2 separate regions of the Mus musculus genome follow, and region 2 is linked to region 1. A link is a contact called in ENCODE Hi-C or POLR2A ChIA-PET data. All regions are on one chromosome and are shown on one strand. Each heading gives the region's core, a stretch centred on a gene start or an enhancer-like site at or near the end of the contact. The rest is flanking DNA. Distances are from core to core; before and after follow the strand shown.

The links. Hi-C counts contacts between places; a loop is a spot of excess contacts on that map. ChIA-PET counts read pairs that join two places held with the same protein, here RNA polymerase II (POLR2A).
Region 2: a loop to region 1 is called in a map of mouse trophoblast stem cell, with 2.2 times the contacts of the local background. The contact joins the promoter of Fbxo31 here to the promoter of Zcchc14 in region 1. A Hi-C loop is called at or near these places in 1 of 37 maps with a recorded cell type or tissue (mouse trophoblast stem cell). POLR2A ChIA-PET finds 5 or more read pairs at or near these places in 3 of 5 experiments (Patski and embryonic stem cell).

The regions. Positions count from the first base shown.
Region 1 is chr8:121,650,641-121,654,451 of GRCm38, reverse strand. It overlaps Zcchc14 (zinc finger, CCHC domain containing 14), which reads left to right and starts at 2,519. Exons shown (of 13, transcript NM_080855.2): 1 at 2,519-2,727. The coding sequence starts at 2,551.
Region 2 is chr8:121,577,107-121,580,779 of GRCm38, reverse strand. It overlaps Fbxo31 (F-box protein 31), which reads left to right and starts at 1,974. Exons shown (of 9, transcript NM_133765.4): 1 at 1,974-2,322. The coding sequence starts at 2,025. It overlaps n-TMcat17 (a tRNA gene), which reads left to right and starts at 1,479; the gene lies at 1,479-1,551.

The sequences.
Region 1 (3,811 bases), core at 1,270-3,769:
GCTAGAGGCGCAGGAGACCAGCCCTGGGCCTTCTACAGTTCCAGCCCCTGCTTTCCAGCTAGAATGAGCCTTGGGTAGCACCCAGGACCTCCAGTACCACCTGCCAGGCTGGGCTCTAGGCTGCCTTTATAGATGAGGATACTGAGGCCCAGAGGGGTCGAGTCAATGGCCCAGGTCACACAGCCAGCCAGAGTCTGGGCAAGGTACCCAGGTGTCTGTGGGTTCTGGGGCACTCCCGCAGGAAGTAGGGGTGTGCTGTGTTTCAGGTCAGTCTTCCTTGCTTCCTGGCTCTTAGATTTAGGAATGGATGTCTTCCCCCAAACTGCAGAGAATTAGGATTCATTCAGTAGCCTGCCCTGGGAAAAGGGGGTAGGGGTGCCTAATGGACTATCTCCTCCAAACCTCCCAGTACACTGGGGTAGCCAGAGAAATGCGCTCAAGAAGGTGGGCAGGGCCAAGGGAACAGTTTCCCAGCTCTTGGCAGGCACCGTCCGCTCAAGGTGGGAGCTCCAAGGCCGGGAATGTTCTGCCGCCGAGAGAGTTTTCAGCACCTTGGACCAGACTGGAAGGATCTATTTACTAGTTCCAAAGGCCTGGCTGCAGGCTCTGCAGGGGAGCTCAGCTTAGTCCAGGTCTCAACACTCGATGCCCAGGGACATCGGCCTATACCCCCAGGATGTCAGAAGACTCCATCTAGGAATGGGAGCGGGGCGTCTTGTCCCAGGCCTCAGTTTCTCCGTCTGCCCAAGGCGGGCCCTGTATCCGAAGCACTGGAAGGGGATAGGAGGCCCGCCTGTCCTTCCCCCAATTGCATCCCGGTGCCAAGCAAAAGCCAGGGTGGTGGCAGTCCTTTAGCCCTGCCTCTGCCCGCGGGTTTGCATTTTCTCGGTTCCAGGGCCCGAGATGCCCGCTGACAGAACGAGCTGACAGACCTGGCAAGTAGATCTTGGGGTGGGGGAGGGAAGAAGGCTTGCTCCTCCCATCATCCTCGCCCTAGGCGGTCCCGCCACCTCAAAAACGCAGGTGCTCGCCCACTGTGAGCTCTCAGCAGCCCCCCGGGAGGGTATTATTACCCGCATCTTCCCCGGGAGGCGCAAGGGGCTCGGAGAGAAATCACGATTCGCCCAAGGTCACACAGCTCGGGTGGGCAGATCAGAGGGAAGTCCGGAGCCGGTGGTGCTTCTGGGCCCATCGCCGCCTCCTTGCCGTCACGTTCATGAATAAAGCACCGAGGCCCAACGCCCGGCTTTGCCCAAAAAACAAGGCTCCGGGCTAATCTGAGGGAACAAAAGCGCCTAAAATTCCATCCCGAGTTTTCCACCACGCCGATTCCCACCGACCAATCCCCTAGCGCCGGTCCGCAGGGGGCGGGCACAGGCGGACCCGACGTGATCGACAGTCCATCTCTGAGGCGGCGCCTAGACTTCGACCAATCCTACGGAGCTGCCGAAACGAGCCGTCGCGCAGGACAGGCGGCCTGGCCAATTGGCGTGGGGGGGCGGGCTCGGACAGCCCGGGCTGTCGCGAGAGGCGGCCACCCCGCCCACTCCGCTGGCCGCGGCTGCCCGTGCTCGCGAGCGCGCTCTGCTCAGCTCCGACGGCCCGGGCCGCGATCCGTCCGCGGGTCCCGCTGGATCCCTCCGCCGCGCCAGGCCCGTCCGGGCGCCGCGCCCAGCCTCGCAGCGGGTAACGGCCGGCCTGGGCGCAAGCACAGGAGGCGGCATGGCCGGGGCGGCTCCGTCGGGGGGCGGCCCGCACTGACAGACCCTGCGGCGCGCGGGGAGATGGGGGCGGCCGCCTCCCGGGCGACGACGACGACGACGAGGAGCGGCCGCCGCCGCTGCCGCGCACCGGCCGCCGCTGGGGACGGGCGCGGGCAGGGCGCCTCCCCGTGAGCGGCGGCCCCGAGGCCGCTCGCCGTCCCCGGCCGCCCGGGCCGCGGCCCCGGCTCCGGCCGCCGCGGGGCCCCTGGCGGGCGGCTCCCCCGGCCCGCGCGCGCCCGGCCCGCGCCCCGTTCGCGCGCGCGCGGCCTCGCCCGGCGCCCGGCCGCGGCCCTGCGCGCCCCCCGGCCGCCCGCGCGCTGCTCCCGGGCCCGGCGGCGGCGGCGGCGGCGGCGGCGGGCGCGGCGCGGGCGGCAGCATGGTGGAGAAGCGTTGCCCGTTGCAGAGGGACGGCGTGTACCGCTGGTTCTCTGAACTGCCGTCGCCGCAGCGTGTGGAGTTCCTGTGCGGCCTGCTGGACCTGTGCATCCCGCTCGAGTTGCGCTTCCTCGGCTCGTGCCTGGAGGACTTGGCACGCAAGGACTACCATTCGCTGCGCGACTCGGAGATCAAGGCCAACAACCCGGCCGACCTGGGCAGCCTCACCAACCTGACGGACGAGGTGGTGCGCAGCAAGCTGCTGGTGTCGCTGGCCCTGCTGGGCTCGGAGCAGCGCGAGGCGGCGGGCGTCTTGTACCGCACGCTCACGCACACCGACTCCATCATCCACAACTACGGGCTGCAGCTCAACGAGGGTCGCACGGGCGATGAGTTCCTCCTGCTCTTCACCATGGCCTCTAACCACCCGGCCTTCAGCTTCCACCAGAAGCAGGTGCTGCGCCAGGAGCTCACACAGATCCAGAGCAGCCTGAACAGCGGCGGTGGCGGCGGCGGCGGCGGTGGTGGCGGTGGCAAGAGCGCGCCCGGGCCCAGCGGCGCGCTGCCCACCTGCTCGGCTTGCCACAAGGTGAGCGCAAGCGCGCGCGGTGGGGCAGCGCGGCTGGGGTCCTTTACCGGCCAGCCTGGAGATGACCTACTAAGGGACCCGGAGGCCTGCGTCAGCGCGCGGCCCCCTTTGTGTGTTCGGTGTCACGGCCCAGGCTGGGGACACGAGAAGGCCTTTGTCCTGTCAATCCCGGTTCTTAGGTGACATAACACTCAACGATATGTCCACTTGCACCGACCTGGAACCTGGGCGCAGGTGGGCCCTGCCACCTGCCTGTCTGGGTCAGGTGTCCCCGGGCGTGCATGGCAGGGGTACGATGTACAGGAACCCGTGTCTGCGTGTGCGATCGTGGGGGTTGTGCACGCTGCTAAGCGTGTCTGTCTGGAGAGCCTGGCTCTTGACAGGGGCTTTGCAGCCTCAGCGGGTCTGCGGGTATGCTGTCAGTGGTGATCCACCATCGGGGAGAACCCAAGCTCACTGAGGTGGGATCTGGTCTTAGGATGATAATGTCAGCTTGCTGGGCAGGAAGGGCAGCTTGACTGTCCACTCAGAAATGCCAGCTGTGGCCCGAATGTTTGAGGACTGGTAAAGCACGTGGTTCTCGTGGAAGCTGAAGGCTGGGTGGTTGGGGGCCATGGTGACTAGCAGATGGAGTTCATTTCTTTAGTATCCATCCCTCTCAGCTGCAGCCCGGAGTTGTGGATGATGGAGTCGGTGTGCATTTGGGCCTTTGGAGGCCGGCAGCAGCCCTGGAGCCAAGAACCCAGGTTTCTTGTGAGAGAAAGGCTCACCAGTGCCAAGGGCCATTGAGGTCCCACACCATGTCCTTGGTAGTCAGAGGCCACATCCGGGCCTCCTGCCCAGCTGCTCCACAGTCTGAGCCTTTTGAAGTTTAAACTCTTAACTCAGCTTCCCCTGTCCAAGGTGAACAAGGTGAGGTCGTCGGGGCTTCCGTCGGTTTTTCTTTCAGCTCTCTTTGAACCTTGAGTTGTGGCTTCTTTTTAATGTCTTCCTCTAAGAAGTGGTTGTGGTTCCTGAATGGGTTTCTGTGGCGTCTTATCTTTTCACTGACGTTTGCCTCTGAGACTTCGGTTAGCTTTTTGGG
Region 2 (3,673 bases), core at 725-3,224, 73 kb after region 1:
TAAACAGAGCAAGTGTCACGCTTTGGAATGGAAGCACGCCCAGCGCTGTAGTGCCCAGCCTCCTCTGCCAGCTGCAAAGGTTGCTGATGCAACCACCAGTACCTTCTGTTCCCTCTCGGCCTCAGGTTCCTCATTCTTCAGCATGACACCTTGTTTGTTTTTATTTTACAGGCTCGCTTGGAGAGTAAACCCCCCTCCCCCAACCTGCTGCTTGCCACATCCAACTGGTGTTTATAATAAGCCATAACCTTTGCTCTGGCATAGTCCCCGGAGGGACAACATGGGACGCTTCTTAGAAGGAGTGGTTTTGAAGCTGGGGAGAAGGGTGTGAGGTCCCCACAGATTGGGAACTGTGTTCTTCAGGGCACACTCCCGCTCCCTCCCGTCCCCAATCCAGTGAGGTGATGGACCAAATGGAGGTGAGACAGAAGCCAGGGCTAGAATGTGAGAAATGTGACCTGGGCAGTCAGAGAGGCCAGGAGGTCAGGGAATAGCTTACAGTGAATGAGCAATGCGGAACTCGCCAGCATTTTGTTTACAGCATCTACACACACACACACACACACACACACACACACACCCCTCTCACAGTTGTTCAGTGAAGGCTGATTGACAGCCCATGAATGATAGACCAGAAGGGTTCATCTTGGAGCAGACAGTCTAGGGTCTCAGCCACATGCCCACAAAGAGCTTACCCTCCCCCGTGGGCATTAACACACGGGGACAAGAGGCAGCGTGTGCTCAGCTACACTTTTACACGATGTTAATATTATCAGGTAATTTAAGTCTTTTTTGTTTTGTTTTGTTTTGTTTTTTACATGAAATCTTGCCGCATAGCTCAGGTTGTCCTGAAAAGTCCCCACCCTCCTGACTCATCTCCCTAAGGTCTAGGATTACAGGCCACCAAGTGGAGCCTTTGCTTAATGCTATTGTTAATCAATCAACGAATGCATTAGGTAATATCTGTTTGCTTGTTGGGATAATTTACTGAGCGGACTGCTAGGAGGCACAGGGTCTCACGTAGCCCAGGCTGGCCGTAAAGTCACTAAGTAGCCAAGAGTGACCTTGTAATTCTGATCCTCCTGCCTTGATCCCCTAGCCCCAAGTTGGGATGAGAGACCGCCACGCAAACGGTTAATTTTAATAATAAAAAATAGGCGATATTGTTATATAGGGTCATTAAGGGCAGAGCTGCGGAGGATACCCCAGACTACTCTTTTCCTGAGAGGGAAGTTTCTAGACGCCTTGTGCTGCGCGGGGCAATGTGAGCTGGAGAGCAGGTTTGGGGACACCAGGAACTCCCACCTCACTGAGCACCAGACCTTTCCTTTTGCAACCAAGGTAATCTTGGCAAGTTAGTTTAGATGTAGTGTTGCTAGGCGACGGTAGCTTTGGTTTATGGTTTCCCTTGCCAGATTTTGTTCATGGCGAGGCCACCACCTGTGCAAAGGCCCTGGCAGCGAGCTTGCTGCTAAGGAGCCTCGTTAGCGCAGTAGGTAGCGCGTCAGTCTCATAATCTGAAGGTCGTGAGTTCGATCCTCACACGGGGCATCCTGCATTGTTTTCTTGCTTAAGGTAAAACCCCTTCGTTCTACCCTGTAAACGGGGTCAGAGGTGGGACTTGTGGGAGGGGTGTGGTCATGCTAGGAGCGGGGCTTTCCGGAGCTGAACCCGGCGACCCTCTTTTAGTGAGCAGCTGGGCGTCCTAAGTTTCTAGCCAAACGTTTTGGGGGCGGAGCCTGGAAATAGGGTGTGGCTCCATACAAGGGCGTGGACCTAACACGTAGGGCGGGGCCTACTGCTCAAGGGGCGGGGCGAAGCGTCTGGGTGGGGCTTGGAAGGGTGGGAGCGTCTAGGGGCGGGGCGAGTCTTCATGGGGGCGTGTGAGGGGTTGGGGTCGGAGGGCGTGGTCACGCTTGGGGTGGAGCTTGAGGAGCCTGCAAGCGGGACTACGGCTGCCTGGCCGCCTGCGCAGAGCGCTGTGCGTGCGCGTCCGCGTGCGCGCCTCCGCGGTGGTGACGGGCATGGCGGTGTGTGCTCGGCTCTGCGGCGTGGGCCCCGCGCGTGGGTGCCGCCGCCGCCAGCAGCGCCGCGGCCCGGCCGAGACTGCGGCGGCGGACAGTGAGGCGGACACGGACCCCGAGGAGGAGCGCATCGAGGCGGGGCCGGCGCGTTGCTCTCTGCTGGAGCTCCCGCCTGAGCTGCTCGTGGAGATCTTCGCGTCGCTGCCCGGCACCGACCTGCCCAGCCTGGCTCAGGTCTGCAGCAGGTTCCGCCGAATCTTGCACACGGACACCATCTGGAGACGGCGCTGCCGCGAGGGTGAGCGGGTGCATCCCCTAGTACGGACACTTGGCCGAGGCAGGAGCATGGTGTGGAGTTCCAAACCAGGCCTGCTGCAGAGTGAGAAAACCAGACAGCTAGCAGGCCAGGGCTGCAGAGTGAGATCCTGTTTTTAAAAATGTCAGACCCCGTCCCCCTAAACCAAACCTACAGCCCACCCTCCCGGTGCAGGAATAATGAGGACGCAAAGCGGCCACAGTCCCATTTGAAGGCCTTACGTCCGTGTACATACATCACGGTACTCAGCCTGAATGGCTTGTTGGTGTGTGTGTGTGTGTGTGTGTGTGTGTCCTGGAGGCTTGCTGTTCCGTGAAGGGAACATCAGGGATTCCACTGCCTGCATGTCACACAGGCTAGTGCTCTGACTGTGTGTGGGCTTCAGCCTTTTCTGTCTTCTGGCCACAGCACGCCGGAGACTGCTTTGTGCATTTTGTAGAAATGCAGGGGATTTACATCTATCTTGTGAAAACCTCTGGGGTGGTTCATCTTCGTGAGCCTGCACTTCTCCAAGTGGGATTGTGGGATGGCAGGCTGTGTGAGGAAGCGGTTTCCCCAGGTCCTCCCTGCTGCAGGGTTCTTGTGTAATTTCACGGTTGACATCAGGGTTCTGGCTTGTCTCCCCTTACCTTCGCACTGTGGGAAGTTGGGGTAATCTTACCCCACGTCTGAGTGGGATTGTGACTTGGGTAGGGGCTTTTATAATAAGTATGCAAAGCCTTCAGTCCTGAACATGACTGGTATGTCTGTTGGCCCAATGTAACGTCCTGTTTGTCTTTTGTCTTGTTTTCTTGTATAAGATCCTCAGTAGTAACCTTTAGTCGCACAGGATGGGTGATGTTTGTTTTCAGCTTCTGTCTGAGCACTGTTCTTTCTTTTTTACAAATTACTCTGTTACTCTGTTTATTGTTATTGTGTGTGTGTGTGAGAGAGAGAGAGAGAGAGAGAGAGAGAGAGAGAGGGGCATGCATGTCTTTGGAGGTTAGAGGACATCTGTTTCTTCTCTGGCAGTGGTCCTCAACCTTCCTATTGCCACAACCCTTTAATACACCTCATGCTGTGGTGACCCCCAGCCATACAGTTATTTTGTCGCTACTTCATAACTGTAATTTTGCTGCTGTTAAGAACTGTAATGTAAACGTCTGTGTTTGCCAGTGGTCTTAGGTGAACCGCTAATGGGTCCTCAGGTTCTCACCGCACAGGTTGAGGACCTCTCCTCTCTGGGTTCAGGGCATGGAGCTCAGGTTGTTGGTCTGTGCAGCAAGGCTTTCTTTGACTGGTGTTCACCTGATGGTTAGCGTGTGCACCTTTGACACCCGGGCACACTCCAGAG